Regions from separate parts of the Homo sapiens genome. Here regions 2, 3, 4 and 5 are each linked to region 1. A link is a contact called in ENCODE Hi-C or POLR2A ChIA-PET data. All regions are on one chromosome and are shown on one strand. The core of a region is the stretch at or near the end of the contact, and the rest is flanking DNA. Distances in the headings are between cores, read along the strand shown. Region 1 holds the start of PRDM4 (PR/SET domain 4). Region 2 holds the start of FAM222A (family with sequence similarity 222 member A). Region 3 holds the start of MMAB (metabolism of cobalamin associated B). Region 4 holds the start of UBE3B (ubiquitin protein ligase E3B). Region 5 holds the start of CKAP4 (cytoskeleton associated protein 4).

Evidence for each region. Hi-C counts contacts between places; a loop is a spot of excess contacts on that map. ChIA-PET counts read pairs that join two places held with the same protein, here RNA polymerase II (POLR2A). Pooled maps may share reads with other maps.
Region 2: a map of CD4-positive, alpha-beta T cell shows a loop between it and region 1 (13-fold over the local background). The contact joins the promoter of FAM222A here to the promoter of PRDM4 in region 1. A Hi-C loop is called at or near these places in 2 of 168 maps with a recorded cell type or tissue (CD4-positive, alpha-beta T cell and CD8-positive, alpha-beta T cell) and 10 of 50 pooled maps. POLR2A ChIA-PET finds 5 or more read pairs at or near these places in 1 of 52 experiments (GM12878).
Region 3: a loop to region 1 is called in a map of CD8-positive, alpha-beta T cell, with 11 times the contacts of the local background. The contact joins the promoter of MMAB here to the promoter of PRDM4 in region 1. A Hi-C loop is called at or near these places in 2 of 168 maps with a recorded cell type or tissue (CD8-positive, alpha-beta T cell and naive thymus-derived CD4-positive, alpha-beta T cell), 1 of 37 single-sample maps with no recorded cell type and 8 of 50 pooled maps.
Region 4: a map of CD8-positive, alpha-beta T cell shows a loop between it and region 1 (13-fold over the local background). The contact joins the promoter of UBE3B here to the promoter of PRDM4 in region 1. A Hi-C loop is called at or near these places in 3 of 168 maps with a recorded cell type or tissue (CD4-positive, alpha-beta T cell, CD8-positive, alpha-beta T cell and naive thymus-derived CD4-positive, alpha-beta T cell) and 7 of 50 pooled maps. POLR2A ChIA-PET finds 5 or more read pairs at or near these places in 1 of 52 experiments (activated naive CD4-positive, alpha-beta T cell).
Region 5: a map of CD8-positive, alpha-beta T cell shows a loop between it and region 1 (7-fold over the local background). The contact joins the promoter of CKAP4 here to the promoter of PRDM4 in region 1. A Hi-C loop is called at or near these places in 1 of 168 maps with a recorded cell type or tissue (CD8-positive, alpha-beta T cell) and 6 of 50 pooled maps. POLR2A ChIA-PET finds 5 or more read pairs at or near these places in 1 of 52 experiments (activated B cell).

What each region holds. Positions count from the first base shown.
Region 1 is chr12:107,756,470-107,762,386 of GRCh38, forward strand. It overlaps PRDM4 (PR/SET domain 4), which reads right to left and starts at 4,668. Exons shown (of 12, transcript NM_012406.4): 1 at 4,488-4,668; 2 at 4,036-4,302; 3 at 363-496. The coding sequence starts at 4,046. It overlaps PRDM4-AS1 (PRDM4 antisense RNA 1), which reads left to right. Exons shown (of 5, transcript NR_120474.1): 4 at 1,806-1,923; 5 at 3,303-3,499. RefSeq lists silencers at 4,219-4,328, 4,379-4,958.
Region 2 is chr12:109,710,410-109,716,326 of GRCh38, forward strand. FAM222A (family with sequence similarity 222 member A) reads left to right here and starts at 3,416. Exons shown (of 3, transcript NM_032829.3): 1 at 3,416-4,488. RefSeq lists an enhancer at 1,878-2,441 and silencers at 3,147-3,476, 3,507-3,556.
Region 3 is chr12:109,572,254-109,574,753 of GRCh38, forward strand. MMAB (metabolism of cobalamin associated B) reads right to left here and starts at 1,251. Exons shown (of 9, transcript NM_052845.4): 1 at 1,094-1,251. The coding sequence starts at 1,227. It overlaps MVK (mevalonate kinase), which reads left to right and starts at 1,541. Exons shown (of 11, transcript NM_000431.4): 1 at 1,541-1,620. RefSeq lists enhancers at 641-1,142, 1,143-1,642 and silencers at 1,402-1,531, 1,552-1,781.
Region 4 is chr12:109,473,889-109,479,805 of GRCh38, forward strand. It overlaps UBE3B (ubiquitin protein ligase E3B), which reads left to right and starts at 3,746. Exons shown (of 28, transcript NM_130466.4): 1 at 3,746-4,221. KCTD10 (potassium channel tetramerization domain containing 10) reads right to left here and starts at 3,412. Exons shown (of 7, transcript NM_031954.5): 1 at 3,372-3,412. The coding sequence starts at 3,374. RefSeq lists enhancers at 2,325-3,060, 3,569-3,658.
Region 5 is chr12:106,245,805-106,251,721 of GRCh38, forward strand. CKAP4 (cytoskeleton associated protein 4) reads right to left here and starts at 2,216. Exons shown (of 2, transcript NM_006825.4): 1 at 1,565-2,216. The coding sequence starts at 2,047. It overlaps LOC124903008 (a long non-coding RNA gene), which reads left to right and starts at 2,468. Exons shown (of 2, transcript XR_007063443.1): 1 at 2,468-2,955; 2 at 3,867-5,917. RefSeq lists silencers at 1,362-1,451, 2,112-2,421, 2,452-2,791.

The sequences.
Region 1 (5,917 bases), core at 3,418-5,917:
TTAGAGTAATTTTAACTGATTCTCTTCTATTAACCCAGGGAACGGGTACTGAAGTGTGAACCAGATGAATGGGCAGCCCTAAATAAAATGCCAAGTTAATTACAGCTCTGGACAAAAAGCTACCAACTCAGAAGAGGACTATCAGAAAAAATTGCTGCTACTATCCACTAGAATTCTAATACTCTACCTCTACAAAAACCTTATTTTCCATTACCTATCACATGTTGAACCACCATTCAGGCCTGCTTACCTTCTCCCTTCTACCTTCTACCCTTAAAGGGGCTCTGATCTCTTCTAGACTCCATTTAGAATTGATAACAGAGTTAAGTGTTGAAATGCAGTAGGTCTCCCTTACCACTCACCTGGGGCAGGGATGGCACTGTGAGTGGGTGAGGCAGCCAATCCCAGGTGACTTCCTGAGACTGGCAAGGCATTGCTCACAGAGGATGAAGTCAGCTGCTCCATCCCCACTGGACTCAGGTTCATTTCATTCATCCTAGAAAAGAGCACACACAACTAGTTATGCAAAAATTTACTCCAATGACTCTGTATTAAGATACTGAAGAAACTGAAACAGTGGGGATGGGGAAATGGGACTTGGCCAACTATTAGTTCACTTTTACGCTCAACAATTCTCTTAGATAGCTAGTGCCATATTCTTTCTACTGATAAGAAAACTGAGATTGAGACATTAAAAACTCAATTCAATGTCACATAGCAGAAATAGGATTTGAATTCTGCCTTGTTCGAAACTCTAGGCACACCATCTAAAGCAAAGTCTGCAATTCTTAGAGCACAATGGCAATGACAGTTTTTTTTTAAATCACTCAAGCTTCATCTTTTATAATATTTATTTTTCTCCAAATGGCTTATTATTTCAAACCAGTAGTGTTTTAGGCAGCGCATTTTAACCTACTCAAGTAAATTTTACTAATCATTTTTAATAGGAGTTAAAGATCCAGATTATCGATGATGTGAAAAGCATCGTATTTTCCCCATTCAGCAACAGTTTACTAAGATTCTGTATCAGTATATTAATGTCCTCCAAATATTGAGGGTCATTATGTAAGCTTTGCTACCACTTCACTTAAAATGACTTCAAATCCTCACACCAATACTGCAACGTAAGATAGATGAGGGAACTATGGCTCAGAGAGGCCATGTCATATGCCCCAAATCACATAGCTATTAAGTGAAAGATCACAGATCAAACTGCAAAACACTGCCAAAAAGTTTTTCATTGCACCAAACTTTTTTTTAACTGCACCAAACTTTTTTTTTAACTACAGACTATTTTTGGCAAGGTGAAGAACCTAGGAATCACCTTTTCTATGCAAACCATCTTGCACTGCCATTACAAATGTCTTTCGAATAAGAGTAATACTGATTTGAATAAAACAGCACTGAAGGTTGTTATCAAAAAGTATTAGTTCTTATATCATAATTTAGAGACTGCCATACTATAAACATTACAGAACCACTAGGCTAGCCAACAGGTTACCCAAAAGGGGCTCTCTAATGACCTCCAGTCCTTACACTGGGCTTTATTCTCTGCGTATGGGAGGGGGTGAAGCAGAGAAGAGGAATCAAATGAGGTTACATATTCCTTAGCAGTGAAATCAAATCTAAATAGGTTTTTAATTCTGAAAAATGGCAATGCCATTTTATCAATCAACCTGAAAATAATAATAGCTAAAATTTATGGCTCCCTTACCATGTGCTATGTATTGGGCTAAGTGATTTATATGTAACTATCTCTCTTAATCTTCTTTTTTTTTTTTTTTTTTTTTTTGTTTTTGAGACAGGGTCTTGCTCAGTAGCTGCAAGCTGGAGTGCAGTGGCGTGATCACAGCTGACTGCTGCCTCTACCTCCTAGGCTCATGAGATCTTCCCACCTCAGCCCCCAAGCAGCTGGGACCACAGGCAAGTGCCACCATGCCTGGCTAATTTGTTTTTATTTTGCAGAGATGGGGTCTCCCTATGTTGCCCAGGCTGGAGGTAGGTATTATTCTTAATCCCACTTTAAAGATGAGGAAACTTAAGATTCAATGATGCTAGGAAACTTAACCCAGAATCACATAACCAGTAAGGAGAGCTGGGATTTAAATTCAGAACTAATTTAAGAAACCAAAGCTCTTAACTATAGTAAGAAAAAGACAATTACAATAAAAGAACTATATTGCCTTTTACACAGTTGCAATACATTAGGGCCTATCTACTTATATTGTGGCGTATATTTAAAGTTCCACATAGACCTGTTTCTTGCATTATTAGGTTTCACCCTTATCCCTGGCCATGGATCCCATAAAACTAAGCTCTAAGACATCAATAAAATGTAAAAGGCCAACCTAGTACCTTGTATAGAACAGACATTCTGAATTTTCTTATTTTATCGGATGGAGCTATGCAAACTCATCACCCTTACCAGAAAGACAGCTAGAAGCACCTGGCAAATGAGGTACACCTTATGAAGAACAGCATGCTAATAACAGTTTTTATTATGCTATAAAATAAAGCAGCCCAGGTGTGGTGATTTACACCTGTAATCCCACACTTTGGGAGGCCAAGGCAGAAGGATCGCTTGAGCCCAGGACTTGGAGACGTCCCTAGGCAACACAGTGAGACCCCTGTCTCTACTAAACATTTTTTTTAACTTAGCCAGGCATGGTGGTTCGTGCTTGTGGTTCCAACTACAGGGGAGGCTGAAGTGGGGAGGTCGGGGCTACAGTGAGCTCTGCCTGTACCTCTACACGCCAGCTGGGGTGACAGAGTGAGACTGTGTCTTAAAAACAAAAAAAGCAAAAAATCCCTGTAGCCTAAAGAAAACATATCTACCTTAATTTTGAAAGTTGCTGGGCTTGAGTTGGTTTAAAACAGACTTTTCCCTAACTCTTTATAGCTACAACCATAATTAAAACACTACAATCACTACAGCTGTAACAGCCTACTTAACAAATTGGTTACAATATTTTTTTAAAAGTACAACTACAAGTCTGCACCTTCAACTCTCATTCTGAAAATTCCTGAATATTTATTTAATTTCAAGATAAAAATCAGCATGGTGTTTCTAGGTTGACTCCTAGGCCTTCTCAAACCAGTTCAAACCAGAGTTTAATGCGAGAGGCTCAGCAGATTTCTGCTTTGTTGTGAGTCACTAAAACGTGATGACCTCAGCAGCCATAAACCAAAGGTAATGAGTATCCCACAGAGAGAAGGCAGATGAAGGGAATGTACAATATGATCCTCATAAGACTTTCTCATTCTAAAATGCAGTTCTATTCTCATTTTCTTTCTCCTATGAGATTCTAAGAAGCAATCCCGGAAGAAGGCAAGAATCAAGATACTAAGCTCTATCTTCCCTACTCATTTAGGGTAAAATAATTTCCTACACAGTTCTACAGTTTATGTGTGTGTTTCTAACTGACCTATGCAACCATCTGCCAGTTGCTGATTTTACACCTTTTTCTTCGCATAAAATATAATAAACTAACTGAAATGCAGCCACTTTGAAAAATGCAGTGGGGCTTCAATAATTTCAATGAATTTGTGCCTTATCTTCCTTATTCTAAACATACGGCCTTTGAAAGGGCCTTGAAAAAACAGCCAAATGCAACAATTTCTGTGGCCTGCTTCTGTACTTAAACATCAGCATGAAGCTTGCAGAATTAAGAACTTAATTCCCTCACTATCGTCCCTGCCATACCAGCAAAACTCAAGGTGAAGCATAATAAGATAACAATACACGTTGGAATCCGGAAAAATATATTAAACGCTCAAATAACTGAAAGACACAGGAAAAGGTGTCAACAAGCCAACAATAAACGTGTGGCTACTGGGAACAACTTTCCACATGTGGAGTAAATTAGGATGCATGAGATTACATTCCACCCAACACTAGTTTCTGGATTTGTTTCCTTTGCAAATCACACCTGTAACCTTCTCAATGGCACCAAAAACAACGGCACTGACCCTGGACACTCACTCGCCAGAGTTTCCAACGATGTCACCAGTGCTGAAGCCCACCTCCCTACTCACCTGTGATGCATCGGCTTGGGGCCAAATATCAGAGAAAGGAGCGCTCGGGTGGTGGGGAACAGGCATCAGGGTTTGCGTTCCAGGGTCACGTGCTACCACATCTTGCTCACAACCGCTGCACCGACGCGGCCACTCGTCCCCGGGGTCGCCCGGGGCCGCCCAACTTCTCCCGAGGGCCGGTGGCCGTGCACCCCGCCACGGGTTGGGGCATCTCGGGGAACACCTGGGGCCTTCCGTCCAGAAGCTTCGGGAAGGGGGCTGCCCAACCTGGGGGAGTGGGGACAAGAGCGGTCACCAAAACCACAACAAGGTCGCAGCCCCCATCCCAGCTACCCGAAAGCCCCAGGCGCTGCCGACACCGCCACCCAAGGGCTGTGGATTAGCCCGCCCGCGGCCCGCAGGCCGGGCCGCCGCGCCCCGCCCCGCTCCGGCCGGGCCCGCGCGCAGCCCACCTGCCAGCTGCGCTGGGGGCGCACGCGCCTGCCCCACTGCTTTGTTCCTCATCCGGGCAGAGTTCGCCTCGGGGCCCTGCCCGTCCGCTCGGCCCCCTCACCCCGGGGGCCGCTGCCCTAACGTTTCCCGTCCCGCCCGGCCCTTCCCGGCCCGCGGCCTCCTCTGGGCCGCACCCTCTGCGGCGCGTTTCCGGATCCTCAGCCACTCTCAGCGCCCGCCGCTCCGCCCCTCGTGCGTGCGCCCTCCCCGCCGCGGCCCGCAAGCGGCGCCCGCGCACCGCGTCGCCCTTCTCCCAGCCCAGGCCCCTCCGCGCGTGCGCACGGCAGAGGCACTGGCCGCGAGAGGCTCGGCCGGGAGTTCCGCGTCTCCATCCGGCCGGGTAGAATCGAGCGCCGAGCGATCGGCCCATGGTTGCTAGGCGACCAGGGCTGCTGTTCCTGCAGGGATTGAGTTTTGAATCCCCTAAATCCCGCAGACTCAGGATTTCGTCTTCATGACATTCCCCTACTAGAGAAGCATGGGTCCACACAAAGCCCCCAAAATTCGAAGTATGGGATTTGGCCCCGAGGGTTGCCTCTGCTGCCCAGGAGGAATTGGGATTCTATCCTGAATATTTTCGGCCGTCTGCTACACCTGAAGGCTGCCCAGTTTCCCTGCTTCCCGTCGTAAATGCTGGGGTTTGGGATTTTAAACAAAATTTCCTTCCCCTTTTCTCTGCCCTCAGTTCTCTACTGCGCGCCAGGCACTGTGCCTAACGCTAGGAGTACCGAGATGGCTTTAAAGGAAGGTGGTCCCAAGCTCCTGAGCAGTAGACGTTGAAATTACACCACACTGCCTGGTGGCTCCCTTACACCAGCAGAACAGCAGACCCAGGAATTCTTCCTGTCATTCACAAAGCGTCTGTTGAATTACATCTCAAACCTAGGGATACAGAGCAAGGCACAAGCCCTGACCTTCACCTGCCTGCAGTCTAGTGGGAACTGATGAATTTTGAAAATTCAGTCTAATGTGAAAGGGTAGAGGCACATGCAACCTTTTGGACGAGAGCTGGGAGGGGTGTCAACCCCCATAATGTTTCCCTTCGTTTACTTCTCATGGGGGGAAAGCACATTCCAGATGAGGAAACTTCACTGAACATTGGCAGGCAGGTCACATTGGTTTTGCTCTCTGTTGACAACAAATAGAAATCTAAATCAAGAAGGTCATCATCTCAACTGAGAGACAGTATTCCCTGAAATGCCACTTCAAATCTGGAGCCTAGAGAATGATGATGTATCTTATTACCGGCCGAATGCTTTCACTAGGTTTGGGTTTGGATGTCTGTTCTTTTGGAACAATTTTATTAAGTTGAGAGGTGAACATAAAAATCAGGTCACATAAATGTAAGAGCTAAAACCATAATACTTACAGAGGAAAATAAAGGCAAAAA
Region 2 (5,917 bases), core at 2,166-4,665, 2.0 Mb after region 1:
CACTGCACTCCAGCCTGGTGACAGAGTGAGACTTTGTCTCTAAAAAACAAAAAAACAAAAAAACAGAGAAGAGCAAGACTAGCCTTACATACGTGGGAGGGTGGGAACAAAAGTTCCAGCCTCCAGGCCCCTTGAGTGATGCCTTGATTAATTGAAATGGCAATTAATCCCATTTCAAAGATGGGGGAAACTGAGGCACAGAGCGGCTGAGTCATATGGCTAGTAGCCCAGTCAGCCTGACTCTACTCCCTTCTCTTAATTCTCCTCCTCTACGTGAAAACAAAACAAAACAAAAACTTGGGCCACATTCATTCAGTGATTCAGAGATTAAGTCAACAGACCTTCATTGAGTGCTGACTCTATGTCAGGCCTGTGCTAGGGAATAAAATGAACTGAATGCAGCCTTTGCCCTGGAAAAGCCCTCAGGCCAGTGGGAAGCCTGACAAAGAAGTGGGCCATTATAACACACACTGGACACATCTGTGAAGGGGGAAGTGCTCCAGCCTGGAGCAGGGTAGTCAGGGAAGGCTTCCTGGAGGAGGCAGCACTTTGGCTGAACTCTGAAGGAGGAGCAAGAGTTAGCTACCTGGAGGGAGGGCATTCTAGGTAGAAGGAACAGCATAAGCAATGACCTGGAGGTGAGAGAGGCACGTGCAAGGATTTGTAGGTATTTCAGCAAGGTTGGTGTGTGGGAGGCAAACAAGAACAGTGAGAGATGAGATGCCCTCTGCCCCCTGCCCCCTCAGGGCCTGTCGGACCCCTGGCCAGAGCCAGTGTTCCGGGGCTGGCCTGCCTGGTGGTTTTATGGACCGTGGCAAATCCATCTTGACACTGTCTCCAATCACATAATGCAGTTATTGGAGTCGACCAAGAGCAAAGGCACGAGGGTCTGATCTCAGGGAGATGGGCATATGGGGTAGGGGGGCACTGGGAGTGTGGGGAGTGGGGCAGAGCATCTTACGGGGCATTCACCTGCCTGGAGGGGAGCGACAGGCATCTGGAAGGCTCTGACCTCTCCTGCTGGACAGCTGCCTTGGAGCCTGCTGCTGTCGGAAATTCCACCATGAGCACATCGTGGACTCATAGAACTTCAGAGATGGAGGGGTCTTTTGAGATCTTCTCGACCTGGGGTTGTCAGCCCTGGCTGTATCAGGAACCACATAGGAGCTTTGGAAACTGCTGTCCCACCAAGGAGAGTCTGATTGGTAGGGCTGGGGTTTGGGTCCTACCCTCCATTTCATGGCAGGGGAAACTGAGGTCCAGAGAAGAGAAGAAACTCCCCTCAAGGTTGCACACGGTCAGACAGTGGCTGCCACAAGGTGCAATAAATCAACGTCAGGGCTCTGGACTTTGGTTCTGTCATTTGTGTGACCTTGGGTAAGTCATGTGGCCTTCCTCTGCTGTAGGATGTGCATAGTGATCGTATATACCTTATAGGGTTTCTGCGAGGGTAAAAGGAGTTATGTGAGATAAATAGCAGTGAGCCCATGCCTGACACACAGTAGGTGTGAAGTCATGGTGACCTACAATGAAAAAAATCCCAAACTTTTGACAGGCTGTGGTGCGAACTGCTGCCTTCTTCTCCTCTTCGCGATCTCTCTCATTTCCCAGGGTTTGCTTGTTACTGTCCCTCGCCCTGTCCTCAGCTGAAGTCTGGTCTCCCCACCTGTCCACACGCTGGGTCCACCCATCCAGTCGCCCCGGCCGCCCTCCCTGACGTCCCCGCAGCCCTGGCTGCTGGCCCGAGCGGGAAGCAGCTGGAGGCATAACACATTTCCAGGTAAATCCCCACCCCCACCTTCAGCCTGGGGAGGGAAGGGGAGGAGATGGGGGCGGCCGCGGAGAAATAGAGCGGAGCTGCTGGGAACAGCGCGCCGAGCAGCCGCTTAGAGGCCTGAAACAGGGCCAGCTCCTGTCCTAGATAAGGCGGCGGGTGACCCACTTGGGCCGGCCCTGGAGGTCCGCCGCGGGCGCCTCTCCCGGCGGGGTGGGTTGGCTCCTGGAAGTAGGCTAGGGCCCGTCTATAATCAGCCCGTCCGCTGGATACGCTCCCCAGGGTCTCCAAAGCCCTCCAGCCCGGGTGAGTACAGAGGGCATTTATTGAGCACTTAATGTGTGTTTTGAGTCCTTTACATGCAAGAATTCATTTTGCCCTCAAATCTACGCTGTAAGGTAGGAATTATGATGCCCCCCATTTCACAGACAAGAAACTGAGGCGCAGACCCGTGAAGGTAAATGGCCAAGACCAACAACCAGCAAGGGCAGGGCTGCAATCCCACCCAGTTTCGGTGGGACTCCAGGTATCACACGGGCATAGCCTGAGGGGTGGGGGGTCTGACTGCTGCTCTGCATTTCTGTGGGGATCTTTGTTATTATCCCGGAAAGCTGGCTTCCTACAGTGCTGTGTGATGGACACACAGCAACTGAGGGAACTGCCCCACCCAGGACTCAATTTCCCCATCTGTAAATGAGACTGCTAGACGGGCCGCCCATGGGCTGTGAGAACCCAGGAAGCTTCTTTAAAAGTAAAAGGGAAAGCACAGTATAGTTTGATAGATTCATATTTGAACCCCAGGTTGATGTGAAACTATGCCTCAGTTTCCCTATCTATTAAGTGGGGGAGTAGGCTAGTGCCTGTCTCCTGTGGGCGTGGGGTACGTCTAGAAGGTGTAGCTTGCAAATTGCTCAGCGCTGTGCTGGGTTATATAGTTAGCGCTCCACAGATCACAACTGTGATGCCAAAAACACATCGCTGCCAAAAATAAGCCTTAGGACAAAAACATCCAGGACCATGTCACTTCACATCTCCTTACCTCAGTTTCCTCTGTAAGTTGGAAGTATAATAATAGTACCTACCGTATCAGTTTTCTCATCTGTAAAATGGGGGTGATAGTAATACCCACTCACACGGTGTTGTGAGGATTAGATAAAATACTTTGCTACATAAGTGTTAGCTATAGTTGTTATTTTTAACAAATTCCTCATGAGGTTGGTTTTTGCCAAGATTAAATGAAATAATGCCGATAATGCACTTATACAGTGCCTTGTCCCAAATATGTGATCAGTAAATGACACTGGTTTTGCCACCCCTAGTGGGACTACAAAAACCAGCACGCCCTGCGCCCCCAGTCGGGGCCCCTCCACCCGGCGCCGGCGCGCAGCATGCCGGGAGTTGCAGTCCTCGCGAGGCAAGTTCCGCCTCGTCCCTGCTTGGGGGAGGAGGTTGGAGAGCCGCCCTGCCGGCCTTTGAATTTTGCCGCGAAAAGCGCGCGTGGCGGCCCCCGGCTCCGCCCCTCGCAGGACGCGGTGCCGCGTCACCCTGGTAACCGCCTCTCAGCCGCCGCTGATTGGGCTGGGCCGCGGGGGGCGGGCGGGGGACGAGACGCGGGGGCTGCTGCCGGCGCTCGCGCCTGTCAGTCGGGCCAGAGCGGAGCAGCGGGCAGGACTGCCTGGCCGGCTGCTCCGCGGAGAGGCTGCGCGCGCCGGCCGGGGGAGGCGGACAGCCGGGCCCGGCGCCTGTGGGGCGCGGCGCGCGGCACCCGGGCCTGAGACCAGGCGAGGCGCCGGCGCGCGCCAGACGGCGCGAGGCTGCGGCCCCGGGAGCCCCCGCGCGCCGCCCGGGGCCATGGGCGCGTGAGAGCCCAGCGCGCGCGGCCCCTGCTGCGGCTTGCGAGCTCGCACACCCGGTGCACAGTCCCCCGGGCCGTCCTCGTGTCCGTCCTGCGCCACTGGGATCGGCTGTTTCTCAGCGCCGAGGCCCCCGAGGCTGCATCCGAGCTTGCGTCGCCCGCTGCCGCCGCCGCCGCCGCTGCCGCCGCCGCTGTTCGCCGGCTTCCCCTCCCCCCACACCCGGGGCTCAGAGCAGGAGGAGGAGGGGCCGGTGCATTCTCGCCGCTGTTCTTTGCAACCTGCAGGGGCCGGTGTATGTCCGGCGAGGAGCCGGGGCCGCTGCGGGTGCGTGCAACCCCCGAAGGAGACAATCCCTCCACCTCGGGGCGAACCCGGGGGCTGCAAGCCGCGGGCGGGCGGGCGAGCGAGAGGAAGCAACAAAGACAGGCTGCAGCTGGGGCTGGCGAAAGGGGCCGCGGCCGCCGGGCTCCCAGCGCGGGCGGAGAGGGCGCCCTGGGAGCGGCGCGGGCCGAGCTGCAGCCTTGAGCGGGGCCCCGAGGGGAGGCGCAGCGCCGCCCGCCGGACGTGGCGATCACGGGCCCCGGCGAAGATGCGTCGCCTGAGCGCCCGCGCGGCCCCCGTCCGGGGCGGGCGTGACCCCTGCTGAACGGAGACCTCCCCTCCCCCCCGACTTCGGACGGCGCAGGCCGGCGCCAGGATAGCCCTCACCGACAGCGCCCCTTCCCACCCGGAGAGAGGCATCGACCCCCAAGGAGGGCTTCGTCAGGCAGCCTCTGCCACTCCTGCATGGCTGCGACCCGTCGAGCGGAGCGTCGTGGTAGCTGAGACCTGGTGCCCTTCGACGGCCTGGCTGATCCGGTGAGTTGTGCGGGGCGGGGTTCTGCGCTGGAGCTGGGGGCACCCCCTGGCGTCCGGGCAGCCAGGATTGGACAGAAGGGGTCCTAGGCTGTTGGGGGTCCTGAAGCAGAGATAACCCTTGTCCGCCCCTTTCCTCCCTCCAAACACAACTTGTTCAGATGGGCCAGCCGATGGGAGTGGAGGTTGGGGGGCCCATTCGGATTCCGCGGGACCCTGGGCGGGTTGGTTGCCAGAGAGGAAAGGTCACCCCACCCGTAAAGCTAACAAAGGTATTGGCTGTGTCATCCGAAAATTCCCCGGGAACTCCAGTGTCTTGGAAGGGCTGGGGGGTGGGGGGCACCCAGGATGGGAAAACGTTGAGGGTCTCCCGAGCAGCCTCTGAGATCTTCAAGGGAAATCACCTCAGAGGGGGATTTGGGGTTCCAGAAACGCAGGTGGCCACGTTTGAGAATTGTGCCCCATGGGGCTAGACCTTAGAGCCCTCGTTCAAACCACGTTCCCACAAATAACTCGCAGGGACGGTAGGTTCCCCAGTGGGGGCACGACATGACGTCAAACCTTAGCCTCTGATGTCACTGGGGTTGCCGTGGCAACACCACTTGCCTTGACCCAAGGCCGGAGGGGGCGGGGTCGTGGTAACAAGGGGCGGGGCTGGATGCCTTTGGGTAGTGGAGGGGTGAAGGCGGACTCCCCCCACCCCTACCATTGCAGTCCTCTGACCTAAATCCTTAGCGCCCCATAAGGTGGGGGAGGGAGGCAGTGCCAGCTGTCCCTGTTGATGCTCCTCCCCGCAAGGACAGGTGTTCAGAGCTTTGCCCATGTAGCCTGGCCTGTGCCTCGGGGCTCAGGCCTCCCAGACAGAGCAACTTTCTGTTTTGAAAAGAGATGCTATAGAAGAGACCTCCCTGAACCCCACCATGTACCCAGCTGGCAGGCTGAAGTTCCCAGGGTCCCCAGAGAGATGTGGGCCTCCGGCCCTCCAATAGGCTACTTCTGCTGGGGAAAATGTGGGTGCCCCTCCCCCAGCCAAGGAAGGTGCAGAGGAGCTGCTGCCTGCTGCACCCCTAGTCCAGGGGCTCCCCATGCTGTTCTACCCCAAGGTCAGGGGCCTTGGCCAACCTGGAACTCCTGATTGCCCCCTGCTCCTTCTGGTGTTTAAGAGGATTTCAACGAGCATATTGTGAGGCTGCTTAAGTGAATGGCGGGCAAGTGAGGCCCATCAGTGCCAAGGTCTGAATAAACTGTGTCTCTGTCAGGGCACCCCCAACCAACACACACCCCAGTACTGGCACGCTTCCCTGCAAAGGCCCAGAGAACCCCCAGCAAGCATCCTGCTGCTGGCTCTGGGATTCGTCTAGGTCCCTTCCAGCAATTATTGCCAGTGTCGGGTGCTGGTGAAACTGCTGTGATCACATTTCTAGGAAAAGGT
Region 3 (2,500 bases), core at 1-2,500, 1.8 Mb after region 1:
TATTATTTTGAGATGGGGTCTCACTCTGTCACCCAGGCTGAAATGCAGTTGCACGATCTAGGCTCACTGCAACCTCTGCCTCCCAGGCTCAAACAATCCTCCCACCTCAGCCTCCCGAGCAGCTGGGAGCACGGGTGTATACCACCACACCCAGCTAATTTTTTTTTTTTTTTTTTTTTGGTAGAGACGGGTTTCACCATGTTGCTCAGGCTGGTTTTGAACTCCTGAGCTCAAGCAATACTCCTGCCTCAAACTCCCAAAGTGTTGTGATTACAGGCGTGAGCCACCGTATCTGGCCTATGATTATTTTGTTCACAGACAGGGTCTTGCTCTGTTGCCTAAGCTGGAATGCAGTGCAGTGGCATGATCATAGCTCACTGCAGCCTTGAACTCCTGAGCTCAAGTGATCCTCTGCCTCAGCCTCCCAAGTAGCTAGGACTCTTAACTCTATCCTACCCAAATTTTTATCTTATACTCCACCAACTCAGGGCCTCTTGCAGGAAAAGAAACCTGAGCCACTTCCATAGTATGAGGCTTCGAGTGTACTCAGAGATGAAGAATTGCCAAAATACAGCTCAAAAAGTGGCATTTTCAAAAAACAATGTAAACAACTCAAGGACATAGCTCAAAATTAAAATGTGACATTACAAGCCCATTCGAAGGTTAATTTCCTGGATCTGTGAACTAAATTAATCCATTATTAATCCACGGTACTCTAGAGGTTCTGAGGTCTGGGTTGAGGTGCAAGTTTCAAGGAATATGAGGAAAGCCATCTTTAGAAGGTGCTGGTGTATCTGGGACCTGGGGAATAAACTGCTTTGGAGATTGGTCACAATCTGAGTCGAGAGCCCTCCTGGCCCACATGGGATATGCCCTGCCCTGCCCGATGATAGCGGGACTTCATTGGGACTTAGGCAAAGACTACCTGGTCTCTGGCGCCCACGTGGCCCACGTTGCCATGGTGACGTCAGAACAGCGTGGAGACGTCACCTGACGGTTGCCGCGGTGACCTCACGGCGGTGTGACGTACCCATGGCGACGACACCACGATTCACGGCAGGTGTTCGAGTTGCCCTTCCCGCCAGCCACTCACCTGTCCCCGTCTTCCACGCCCTGAGGGCCGCGGCTCTGGAAACGGGGATACAGGAGCCTGGCGGCGCCGAAGCACCCGCGCAGGCCAAGACGGCTCCCCAGGCCAAGACGGCTCCCCAGGCCGCACACAGCCATGAGCCAGGCTGCTTGACGGGACCTGACCCCGCCAGGTTCCCGTCCAGTCCGCGGGGTGACTCCACCCACAGCTGGCCGCGCCACCGCTCAGGTTTCAATTTTTATTGGTTCGCAGTTCTCACCCCAGGGCGGGACACTCCCAGGGACTTGTTTCCCATTGGTTTAACGGAAGGAGCGGGGCGGGAAAACCCGTGTCGGCTTGGCTGCAACACCTATTGACCAATGTTCAAGCCTATTGGTAAAGGTACTCCGGGCTCGCGCGCTCTGATTGGCTGGCCTGAAGTACAACGCCTCCTCCCCTTGAGGCACGGGCGCTCTGGGTTGTGGGAGTTGGGGAGCTGCTCCGGCTTCGGCGCGGAGGGGCGGCGGCCGGGGAGGCGGCGGCGGCGGCAGGTGAGAGGCCGGGGTCGGGCGGCCGGGCGGCGCGAGGTCCTAGACCCAGGACGACGCTGAGCCAGGCGTCCAGCTTCTGTGGCTCAGTTTACCCAGCTCTGAGAGTCTTGCCCCGAGGGATCGGCGACCTCAATCTGACAGTCGTGATTTTGAGCTTGACAAGCAAGGGGATTCCCCGCTCTGAGCCTCAGTTTTTCTAAGAAATGGGGATCACGATAGTACTTAGCTCATAGTACACCTGAATCTTAGCGTAAGGTAATCTACGTAAAGCCTTAAGCGGAGGATAATTTTGCGTTATGTATAAAAGTGTAAATTGCACACACCTATAGACCCTGCAAGCTCCTTTCTAGGACTCTGTCCTGCAGAAATACTCATTTAAGTGTGCAAAACGAGGCGTACTGGGTGTTTTCTGCAGCCTTGTTTATAATTGTGACACATTGGAAACAGCCTAAATGTCCAGCAAAGAGTTCTTTCTGCTCCATGATTTCATGTAATTTCTACCTTTAATAGTAGTAGTTGTAAAAGCTGAAACGAAGAACAGAGCCAGTAATAAGTAGCTCTCAGTAATTGAATGATTAGTAGGTGCCAGACACCGCCAAGTGTTTCCCTTGCGTTAATTTAACCTTCCTAACATCCACCGAGGTAGGTACGGTTATTTTCTCTCCATATAACGTGTGGGGAAACCGAGGTTCTTAGCCATTTAAGTGAGTTAACTAAGATGACATCACTGGGGAGTGGAAGAGCTGGCATTTGAACCCAGATCTGTTGGATGTGTCCAGTTGACTCCTGCATTGCCTTTCTGGTACGTAGCAAGTGCTGGACGGTAACTACCTTTTTTGTTATTATGATGGGCTTGAACTAGGTGTTCTAAGATCTCTTC
Region 4 (5,917 bases), core at 2,496-4,995, 1.7 Mb after region 1:
CTCCTGCCTCACCCTCCCGAGTAGCTGGGATTACAGGCATGCACCACCACACCTGGCTAATTTTATATTGTTAGTAGAGATGGGGTTTCACCATGTTGGTCAGGCTGGTCTCAAACTCCTGACCTCAGGTGATCCTTCTGCCTCGGCATCCCAAAGTGCTCGGATTACAGGTGTGAGCCACCGCGACTGGCTAATTTTGTATTTTTAGTACAGACGGGATTTCTCCACATTGGTCAGGCTGGTCTCGAACTCCCGACCTCAAGTGATCCATCTGCCTCGGCCTCCCAAAGTGCTGAGATTACAGGCATGAACCACCGTGCCTGGCCAGGATCCTGCTTTTTGACTTGTTTCAAAGGTTTGATTTCATTACCAATGAAGCTGGGGAGGTGAAGCAGGAGACAGCAAAATTGGTTACATGAAACAGAGAGGCAATGAATACTTGAGATACTGGCTACGGATCTGATTCAATCAGAAGTTTATTCCAGTTAAATGGTCAGTCTCTCTTCTCTCCATCTCCCCTGAATATAATGTTGCTGATTCTAAACAGTGGCTCTCCAGTTGGTGACAATCGAAATCAGCTGGGAGCTCAAAACTCCTGACACCTAGGTCCTACCATGAAAATTCTGATGTAATTGGTCCGGGATGTGGACTAGGCAACAGAATTTTTAAAACTCCCTCAGGAGATTTTAAAGCCCACCAAGATTAGAGCCCACTATTCTAAAAAGCACTGTACCCCTTATTTAAGCTACCATTAACTCCACGGTCTTGGCCCAGTGAATTCCTGACCTGACACATTAAAAACAAACCAAAACACCATAAACCAAAGCCAGCCCCCACTTCACAGCTTCAGAGCCACAGGGAGGAAGCAACTGTATGCATGCATGAAAATACAAAAATCAGCTGAAGGGGGAAAATCATCGACTGAAAAGGAGGCTCAGGCAAGTACAGTAGGAAAAAACGCACCAAATCCCTGACCCCACGTTTTCTATATGCTTCTCTGTAGAAGTCTTGTGTGCCTGTGTGTGTGTTAAGGAAAACGGGATAGTCTCGGCAAACCTGGATTGCAATCCAGTTCCACCATTTCCTTCGTGAAATTCAAGCAATTTAACCCAAGTCTCAGTTTTCTAACTTGTAAAATGGAGTGTTAAAGCCATAATCTTCAAAACCCTCAGAGAATGAATGTTAAAGCATTTGGCACCTAGTCCTTTGTGTAGTTTCCTTTGGGCGTCTCAAACATTGGGATCAGTGGTTCCCAACCCTGGCTACTAGAATCACCTGCGTGTGCTTAAAAAACATGATGCCAGGCCAGGCACAGTGGCTCACACCCATTATCCCAGCACTTTGGGAGGCTGAGGCGGGAGGATTGCTTGAGCCCAGGAATTCGAGACCAGCCTGAGCAACATAAGACCTAATCTCCACAAAAAAATTAAAAAAAAAAATTAACCGGTCATGGTGGCACACACCTGTAGTCCCAGCTACTCGGGAGACTGCGGTGGGAGGACTGCTTGAGGCAGGGAAGGTGAGGCTTTAGTGAGCCAAGATAATACCAGTGCACTCTCCAGCCTGGGCGACAGAGCAAGACCCTGTCTCCAAAAAACAAAAACAAACTCACACACACCTGTGCTTGCCTGGGCTACACCCCAGATCAATTAATCAGTATCTCAGAGATGCGGAGGGGTGGCTGATCAGTCACTAGTGTTTAAAAAGCTCTTTGGGGGATTCGGATGTGGGACCAGGGCTTACTGCCACCTAGCTAAGGTATTTAACCAGCTTTATCTAAGAGTTGCCAGGGATGTGAGGCAAAGCATCACCTCAGGGGATTCCTACAGCAAAGAAGTTTAAGAAACACTGTATTGAGGCTTGTATAAAACCTTCCCAAACTGAGGGCATTTCTACAACTCAGAAAAGTCTGCTGTTACATTTCAACTAAACTAAGTCACATAATTGCAGCATTTTACATCCAAAATTTGCTTATAAGACAGCTACCGCCAATTGCAACTTCCATCAAATGACATTCTCTCCCTGTGTTTAATACACAAACTCTTGGTCTATTTCTCTCAATGTTCTAGTGAGAAAGATGTTTATCATCAACCCCACTTTTTTGGGGAGAAAACTAGGAATCACACCTATAAGAGCCCTCTGACTCCCAACTCCTTTGCCCCTTTCATTACACAGTCCAAATCAAGAAATCATTAGTCTAATCCCTTGCAGGGCTTGTTAAAACCGATAGATGGGCTCCACCCCAAGAATGTCTGATTCAGTAGTCTCTGACAGGGCTTGAAATTTCAGCCATTTTGAATAAGTTACCAGGTGTTGCTGCTGGTGGGACCAGAGTTTGAGAACCACTGGTTTATGCTGCCTTCTTCCCATCCGCTGGTCCTTATTTTGCACAAAATGGAGCGGACTAGTCAACGTCAGCTACAGGATAACTGACTTTTCTTCAGCAGCGTCACTGGGACTGATTTTCCCTTAAGACTGCACTTTCCAGGGACGTGACAAACAAGCAAGCAAGTAGAAAGAAGATCTGGGCCAATCTTTGGTCATCTCTACCCAGGGACAATGAGCTACTCAGGGAACAGACCCTTGAGGATCCCAAGCAGACAAACCCCACAGCTGAGAGACAGATCTTGAAACATCCTCCGCTCCTTAGGCGTGGTCACCTCTGGCCTCAATGGAAGTTACAGATAGGTACCCAGGCGCCAGCTGAGGCACTGAACTCCGTGGCGCAGGTATCCTAACCTCAGGCCCCTGGCATCTCTCCCCAGGATTCCAAGCACTGAACGCACATCAGCCTGCTGGGCTCTCTCGATTTCTTTCCCTCACTGGGCCGTGTGTTCAGACGCACCTGGGAGCCCCTTCCCCACTTCCTGGAAACTCAGCGACTCCAGCCACAACCTCCAAAACGCCAAACGCTCCGCCCCAAGGAATCCTACCTCACCTTCTCATAACCTGCCCATTCATTCTCCTTCATAATCCTCCAAATCCTCATTTTCCACCCCCAAATGTCCGTTTTCAATTGATATCTCTTTGTTCTCCTCGCAATCACCAACTCCCATCTCCAACCAGCACTCAGGACTCACTTGGAGACACCCCTTCCTCACGCACACACGTATCTACTCCGCAAGCCCAAATGTGCTTCCCGGATTCCTAACCGCCAGGGAGCCTCCCTACCACCACCCCCGCCCCTAATTCTCCACCCAAAGCCCTTCCCCCACCCCGGGCCTTTCCCCTAACCAATCCCCCAAATGCCTCTCCACTATCGTGACTGCCCCTCATCACACCCCCTCCTCTCGGTCCCTTCTTATACTCTGCTGCTGCCCAGCTCCCTCGGCCGCCCTCAACCCCTAGTCCATGGGCACCGCCCTCCCTACCATGAAAAGTCGGAGGACGCAGGAGTCTCCAAACCCGGACTGAGAGAGGCAGGAAACACCCAGCTCACGCCAGCCGGGGGCGGAGGCGGGGCCGGAGCGATAACTTCCGCTGTCCGCACCCCACTTCCGCCCCGCAGAGGGCAACGTCTTAAGCCGTCCGTTGTGCGCCTAGGGGCCAGTTTTCTTTCCAGCCTCCCCGGCCGGAGTGGGTTCCAGCTTTTCTCGGCTGGGGAGGGCATTTATCCCACCTCCGCTATTTCAGCTGCCAGAGGGGAGGCAAGGTGTGGGGAAGTTTTCCTTCCCGGGCGAAGAAGCTCTGCGGAACTGTCATTTTCCGGAACTGGATGCTTGCTTCCTGGCGGGGTTCTGAAAGCGAACACCGCGGGGCAAGATGGCGGTAGTGCGTCGGCTGCTGCCCCGGGTCTGGCAGAACTCGGGTGTTTTGGGCTGAGACAGTGGCAGCTGCGGCCCCGACCCCAAGTGCGGGGACCTCCGGCGAATAAAGGTCGGCCTGCGGGTAGGCCGGTAGGGCCTGCGGTCCGGCCTGCGGGAGAACTGGGTCGTCAGTCCTCCGAGTGGTGGGGCTGGGGACTTTGAGGGAGTTGGCTCTAGGGCACAGTCCCTGCCTGGCCAGGTCGGAGGAACAAGTGCTGGGATCTGGCGTGTGTGCTCCAGGGGCTCTTTCCGCGGCCCTTTCCACCTCTTTTCACTTTGGGGACGGTAGGCCTTTATAAACGGACTAATGCTGGGTGATTTGTTCCTGTGGTTGTTGATGCCGAGGAAAGACTCTGGGCCCCAGGACTCACCTAAACTGGAGTTCGAATACTGTTCGCTCGCTGTGTGACCTTGGGTGAGTTCCCTCACCTCTCTGAGCCTCAGTTTCCTTCTGTGTAAATGGAGTAATTAGCAGGTTTCACAGAGGGTGTGAATACGTTTTAGTACCGTGCCTGACACCTAGTTCTGAATAAAGAAAAACTTGATCGTAATTTAACTCCAGCTTAGCCCCCACAGGCAATCTTGCACTCTCAACTTCTCTTTGCTTGGCCATTCTGTGAACGGGGGAGCCCTGGATCTTGTTTGTTTTACTTAGTGATAAATAACTGTTTTGGATATACATGGATTCAGATTCAAAAGCATCCACCTTAGATAGGCTGTAGCTTTCAATAAATAGTAGCTGTTAATATGAATAGTCTCTTTAAGTCGTGTTTCCTATTCTTTAAATAAAAATTAGATTATTGAGGCTGGCCACGGTGGCTCACGCCTGTAATCCTAGCACTTTGGGAGGCCGAGGCGGGCGGATCACCTGAGGTCAGAAGTTCAAGACCAGCGTGGCCAACATGGTGAAACCGCATCTCTACTAAAAATACAAAAATTAGCCGGGCGTGGTGGCGGGCGCCTTTAATCCCAGCGACTTGGGAGGCTGAAGCAGGAGAATCACTTGAACCTGGGAGGCGGAGGTTGCAGTGAGCAGAGTTCGCGCCGCTGCACTCCAGCCTGGGCAACAAAGTGAGACTCCGTCTCAAAAAAACAAAGATTATCGAGAACTGATAGAGCTGTTGAAAAGACAAGTTGGTTAAATAATCTGTGCAGTGTCTGATACACCGTCTGCCCAGAACAAGTGGTGGTGGTCATTAAACCTGGTGGCCCAGCTTTTCCTACTGCACAGGGACAATCCTCTTGGCTTAGTCAGCAGTTGGTATTTATGATGCTTCAGCTTTGGAAATATAGAGGTAAGACAAGAGTCTGAATCCTGCCTCTTAGTTATTACAGCCTTGACTCTGCCACATACTAATGGTCTAGACTGGAGTAGATGAGATCATGAATGATCTTCTCATAGGACTCCTCTCCTTATTAGATGAGATCACTTATAAAGGACTTGACACATAATGGGCACTCATTTACTTTTTTAAATGATCTTGGTTATCACCAACCTCTTATTTTCTAATCTTTCTACCTATATGATTCTTGTTTCCCTAACTAGATTGCAAGCTTCTTAAGGACAATACAATAAAGCTCACTTACATGCTACATGCTTTTAGATATCCTATATTAATATTTTCCCATTTAATCCTAATCACAATGTTGTGATGACTAAATTGAGGTACAAGAAGGATAAATGTTGCATTTAATCCTTTCAGCAACCCTAGGACATAGACACTATTATTACCCTCGATTTACACATAAGGAAACTGAGGCCTAGAGAGGATAAGTAACTTGGCCAAATGTCGGATAGAAGGAGTACTAAAAAGAACCAAGGCCCGCTTTCTCTGATGCAAGACTTTTTCTGCTGCGCACAGCCTTTTCTTTGGTTCTCCATGGCATTTAGCAAAATAAGTACTTAATAAACACTTGATTGTGTGTTTTATTAATTGACGAACTATAGTATACACTGTGCAGGTGGAGAAGGTATATAGGAAAGGATGAGAAAAACTGTAAAGTGTAGGCTATTATATGATATGAACAGAAATCAACCAATAACATTGCTGAAGGGATAATAATCTCAAGGAAGGGGATAAGAGTAATTTCTTATTCTGGGAGGGCCCCTG
Region 5 (5,917 bases), core at 966-3,465, 1.5 Mb before region 1:
GGCTGCTCTCAAACTTCTGACCTCAGGTGATCCGCCCGCCTCGGCCTCCTACAGTGCCGGGATTACAGGCGTGAGCCACCACGCCCGGCCGTGCTCTGCCAGTCTTAAGAGGAAATTCCTGGTCCTGCACACTCAACAAAAGCAGAGAGCAACTTGGCAGGACAGACAGCATGCTGGGAAAAGGAGGCAGTGGCTCCGGGATCAGAAGTGGCGGGATTTTTTGTTTCAGTCTTGCAACCAACTTTCATTGAGCAATGACATAGTGGAGGGCGAATAAGATCAAAGGGGCTGTACTTGGTATGGAAAAACCACAGAAGGGTGGAAGCTAAGCACCTTCGCCTTGAGAGTTGGGTCCATCCATACCTGAAATGGACCCCTGTGGACCCTTGACGAACAGGGCAGTGGCCTAGACATTCTCGTGTGTCTGTCACTCACCAGCTGGGGACTTTGTCAACTCATTCCTCTGTCTAAACCTCAATGTTCTGCTCTGGGAAATGAAATCAAAACTGTTAGTCCTCCCTCCCAGGGTAGTTATAAGAATTAGATAATATGTGAGTGAGTAAGCATTCTAAACACCATATAAATGTGGCTAGAAGTATTATTCACCAGTATGATCTAGTATTTTTGGCCCTCCTCTTCCCCTAAAGCGGAAGTAGGGCCGGGCGCAGTGGCTCACGCCTGTAATCCCAGCACTTTGGGAGGCCGAGGCAGGCGGATCACTTGAGGTCAGAAGTTCGAGACCAGCCTGGCCAATACGGTGAAACTTTGTCTCTACTACTAATAAAAAATTAGCTGGGTATGGTGGCACATGTCTGTAATCCCAGCTACTCAGGAGGCTGAGGCAGGAGAATCGCTGGAACCTGGGAGGCAGAGGTTGCAGTGAGCTGAGATCGTACCACTGCACTCCAGCCTGGGCGACAGAGCCAGACTCCCTCTCAAAAGAAAACCCAAAAAAGCTGAAGTAGGACTACGTCAAAGGCCCACCTGGGCAGGCTGGTCCAATACAGGACAAGGGACCTAAAGATAGATGGTATTTCATTTGGACCTGCAAATGAGTAAGAATGCCAGCTCCGGGTCTATTAAAAACCCCGCTCGGATGTCTCCCACAGGCAGAGCTGAGGTGGGGCCTTGCCTGAGGCTTCCAGGGATGCGCTGGCTTCCCTTCCAACCTCCTTTTCAGACAGCTCTGCCCATTCAGCGGTTCCTAATGCAGAAAGAATGGGCTCCCCGGAGCCTGCCGGCTTCCTTACAGGTCACCGCTAATGCCCTGTGACAGGCCCTTGGCCCACCCTGCCAGGCGGGCCTGGGCATCCTCGCGGCGGCCCATCCCTCGGGGCCGATTCCTCCGCAGCCATTAACAAAGGGGGTCTGGGGACTGCCTCGGAACTAGGGGGCCGCGTGGAGTGGGATGTCTAGGCCAGGGCCCGCCAAGGAGGAGCGGCCGGCTCCCGCCTCCGGGCCTGGGCAGGCAGCGCTAGGGGCCGGTCGGGAAGCACGAAGGAGCCCGGCCGTGGGTCCGGAGGCCGCAGTCGATGGGGACAGTTGCGGGGCCGGGGGTACCCACCTTCTGCTCGACGCCCTGCAAGCCCTGGCCCAGCTCCTCCCTCTGCCGGGAGAAGTCCTGGTGGCTGCGCCGGACCTGCTGGACCTCCTCCAGGACGTGGTGGACGCACCAGCCCGAGAAAGCGGCCGCCGCCACCAGGGCGAGGTAGAAGAGAAAGTTGAGCGCCCTGCCGAGCCTGCGCGAGCAGGACGCCGAGGACGAGGCGGCGGCGGCGGCAGCGGCGGCGGAGGCGGAGGAGGAGGAGGAGGACTTGCCGCCGCCGCCGCCGCCGCCGCGGTGGCCGCCCTTGCCGTGCGCCTGGTTCTGCGGGTGCTGCTGCGGGTGCTGCTGCGGGTGCGGCGCGGGCGGCGGCGGCGGCTGCTGCGGCGCCGGCGGCGGCTTCTTCGCCACGTCATCCGCGCCGCCCGACGGGTGGGCACCCTTCTCCGAGGGGCTCGCGGCGCCGTGGCCGCCCTTGGAGCCCCTTTGTTTGGCCGAGGGCATGGCGGGCGCGGCGGCGGCTCGGGCCGCGGGCTGGGAGGCGAGCGAGCGCGGCGCGCGGCCCGGGAAACTTGCAGGGGCTCCCCCGGGACTGGGCGAGCGGCACGCGGGCGCTGCTGGCGTCGGAGCGGCGAGAGGACGCGCGGCCGGGGAAGGAGGCCGGGCCGAGGAGGCGGGAGGAGGGGGCCTGCCTCCGCCGCCGCGGCGCCGACCCCGCCTCCCGGTAAGGGAGGCCGAGCGAGCCGAGCCGGGAGAGCTTGCCACGCACGCCGGCCCGGCGGCCCCTCCTCCCCGCCGCCACGACCCCGGAGAGGGAGGGCCGGGCGGGGTCTACGGGGGCCGGGAAGCCGGCGCGGGGGTGGCTGGGCGCGGGGCGGGGTCCCGGCGGGGTCTGCGGAGGCCGGGGTGGGCACCGAGGTGGCCGCGAGGGGAGGGGAGAAGAGCGGAGCGGAGGGGAGGGGACGCGGCCGAGGTGGGGCTGGCGGCCCGGCGGGTTCCACGCAGGCTGGGGGCGGAGGGCCAGATCGACCCCAGCCGGGGCGGCCGAGCAGGGTCCACGGGGGTCGGGGATGGGCGGCCAGGCGGGGTCGGAGGGACGAAAGCCGGGGTGAACCTGCGCCGCGGGCCAAGCGCGACCCCCTCCCTTCCCGACCTGTGCGGAGAGGAGAGAAATGAAGGGGGGCGCCCAAGGAGCCCTGGCCCCGGGAGTGGGAGTCAGCGGGTGGGAACAGATCGCCCTTCCTTTCCGCTGGGAATTGGGGGACTCCCCCTGCTTTCACTCTCCCAGCCCGCCATGGGGTTGGGCCTTGTCCTTTGCCTTGGGTTTGAAGGCGGAGACAAAAAAGGCTGTCCAAAATCCAGCCAGCTTGGGAGGCATGGTTGATGCGAGTTAGCAAAGATTCTCGACTGTGGTAAGTCTGTTCAAGGGGACGCATTCACCAAGTGTCCCCGTTAGCCAAGTTAGCCTGCTGTGGCCAGCTCTTTACTTTTTCCCCCCGAAGCCCCTTCAGCTCTGTTTTCTCTTTCGGGGTCATGAAGTTTGTCCACGGCCCCTACTCCTGACAGCCTCTGGGATGGGTGCTGCGGAGGCAGCAGCAGCCACACAGAAAGAGGCAGATCAGCGTTGTCACCCCTACTTTTGTAAAAGGAAATCTGGTATTGCCAGGCTGTGTGGTTAGCGACTCACATATGTTCTCGAAATCTCACAAAAGCCCTGTGAGGTAGAAATTATTTTACCCATTTTATAGGAAGGAAATTGAGACTGAGCGAGCCGGCTTCGGATTGGCTCAAGGTCACATATAGTCATCATTCGAACCTCACTCAGTCTGCTTCTTTCTGAAGTCTGTGCAGCTTAATCACTTCAGAATGGGAAGGAAACGGGGGCCCAGGGAAGTTAAGCAACTTGCCCACTCACTCAGTCTAATTGGTGCCGGGGCAGGGACAGAACTCACTCAATTCCACTGCTTTCCCCAGTTTCTGGTGAGTGATGTGTGCCTGGCACTGTGTGCACCTGGCACTGTGTGTAGTAGGAATGCTGTTTCTTCTGTCTGTAACCTCCTCCCAGTTCTGTAAACAAAGACAAAACCATGCCCTGCCCTTAAAGCCTATAGGGTTCAAATGCCACCTCTTTGATGATGCTTTCCCTATAACACCATTTGATACCTCTCATGGGACTTAGCAAGTAATTGCAACGAGAGGCATATATGTTAGTTCAATATAGCAAACCTTTGTTGAGGGCCCACTGTGTGCCAGGTATGTCTCCCCTCCCTGAGGACTGGAAGCAACCATAGTTTATATTTCTCCTTCTTTCTCGCTTTATAAGGTGTTGCTAAAAGCCTCCAGTGAATGAATGAACACTTGTGTGCCTGCCCTCAAGGAGCCTGCACTACACTTGGAGATATATACAGAAACCTGTTGAGGGCTAACTTAGGTAAATTGGGAACATAAATGTAAAGAGATTTGGAAAGCAAACCATTGGCCTGTACATGGGCAGGCTTTGGGGGCAGAAAGACCTTGAGCAGTGCCTTGAAGAATGATTTGCATATGAGGAGAGCAGGGAGGATATTTCTGTGGCGGAAATGGGGTGAGCCCAGGACACCTGTTGGCCATGAGGGTGTGTTCTACATGTAGAGAAGAAAGAGATGAACTGGGTGGAGCGGGTCCAGATTGCAGAAGGCTATAGAAGCCAAGCTGGCAGATAGAAGAATCGCTATTAGTGTGGGAGGACAGAGTAAATTATAGCAGGTTCTGGACTAGAAATACAACCATCTGCCCCAGACAGAGAGGAACACCCTACTTCAGCTAAATACCAGGAGCTATTGTAGGAGCCTCTAGGTTCAACAGGGCACAGGTCTCTGACCTGTGGCGCGGGGAGACAGCAGAAGAAATCAGAAGACACTCATCACAGGAACCTTGTTTAAAAACTATTCAGCTGAGTTCGGGTTGTGTTGTTAAAATCTCTAGCGCGCAAAAAGAGGTTATCCCCCTTCAAGCAGTTCTCCATGTTAGGGGCAGAGGCAGTGATAACTGGTAAAGCAGCTTGCTGCCAAGATCTGGCCTTGAAAGCAAGAGCCCTACTCCTTTAGTGCTACCAAAGTGTGTGACCTTGAGAAGTATCCCTAAACTCCTCTAGATTTCAGGGTCACCCTTTCTGTAAGGTGCATCTTTAAGGACCTGTCTTATTATTAATCCGTTTCTTAGAGAAATAGTCATCTGATCCTTATCAAAAATAATTAAATGATATTTAAATTTTTAAAAATTGATCCAGGCCAAGTACAGTGCCTCACACCTGTAATCCCAACGCTATGGGAGGCCAAGGCAGGAAGATCACTTGAGGCCAGGAGTTCAAGACCAGCCTAGATAACAGCAAGACCCTGACTCCACCAAAAAAAATTTAGCTGGATGTGGTGGCACTCAGGAGGCTGAGACAGGAGGATCGCTTGAGCCTGGGAGTTCAAGGTTATAGTGAGCTATGATGGCACCACTGTACTCCAGCCTGGGCAACAGAGCAAGACCCTGTCTCAGGAAAAAAAAAAAAGCAGACTGTAGGCCAGATATGAGAATGGACGGTTTCTCAATTTTTACCTCTACTGAGCACTGAATGAATGAATAGAGAGTAGGACGATGGGACTGTTAATATTTTCAGCATTTCCCTCTCATTCTTTTCCTCTGGGAGATAGTACATACAATGGTTAAGACACAGGCTATAGAATAGACTGACTTGGGTTCAAATTCAGCTCCATGACTGACTTTGGAGTGTGACCTCTCTGAACCTCAGTATCTTCAGCTATAAGACAGGAGTAATTGCTACCTCACTAGGCCAGGTGTGGTGGCTCACACCTATAATCCCAGTACTTGGGGAGGCCGAGGCAGATGGACTGCTTGAGCCCAAGAGTTCAAAACAAGCCTGGGCAACAAGGCAAAACCCTGTCCCTACAAAAAATACAAAAAAAAATTATCCAGGCATGGTGGAGTGTGACTGTAGTCCCAGCTACTTGGGGAGCTGAGGTGAGAGGATCACTTGGGCCTGGAAAGTCAAGGCTGCAGTGAGCCCTGTTCACCATTGCACTCCACCCAAAAAAAAAGAACAACCTTGCTGTTATGCGGATTAGACAAGAGACACCATATGATACTGGGCATATGGCAATGCTCAGTGAATATTGGACAGCTAATACAATTTGCAGAGTCACTGAGGAAAAGTATAGCTTCAGAGAGCTTCTGTGTCCAGATTTCAACGATTTTCTTTCATCATTATTTCGTGGGGCTCCCAGGACCATATGTGGCTCACAAACCACAGGCTAGGATGTGTTTAACGTTAAAAGCAAGCAGTGTGTTTCTCTGAAGTGTGGCTCCACCATGGTGTTCGGTTACACC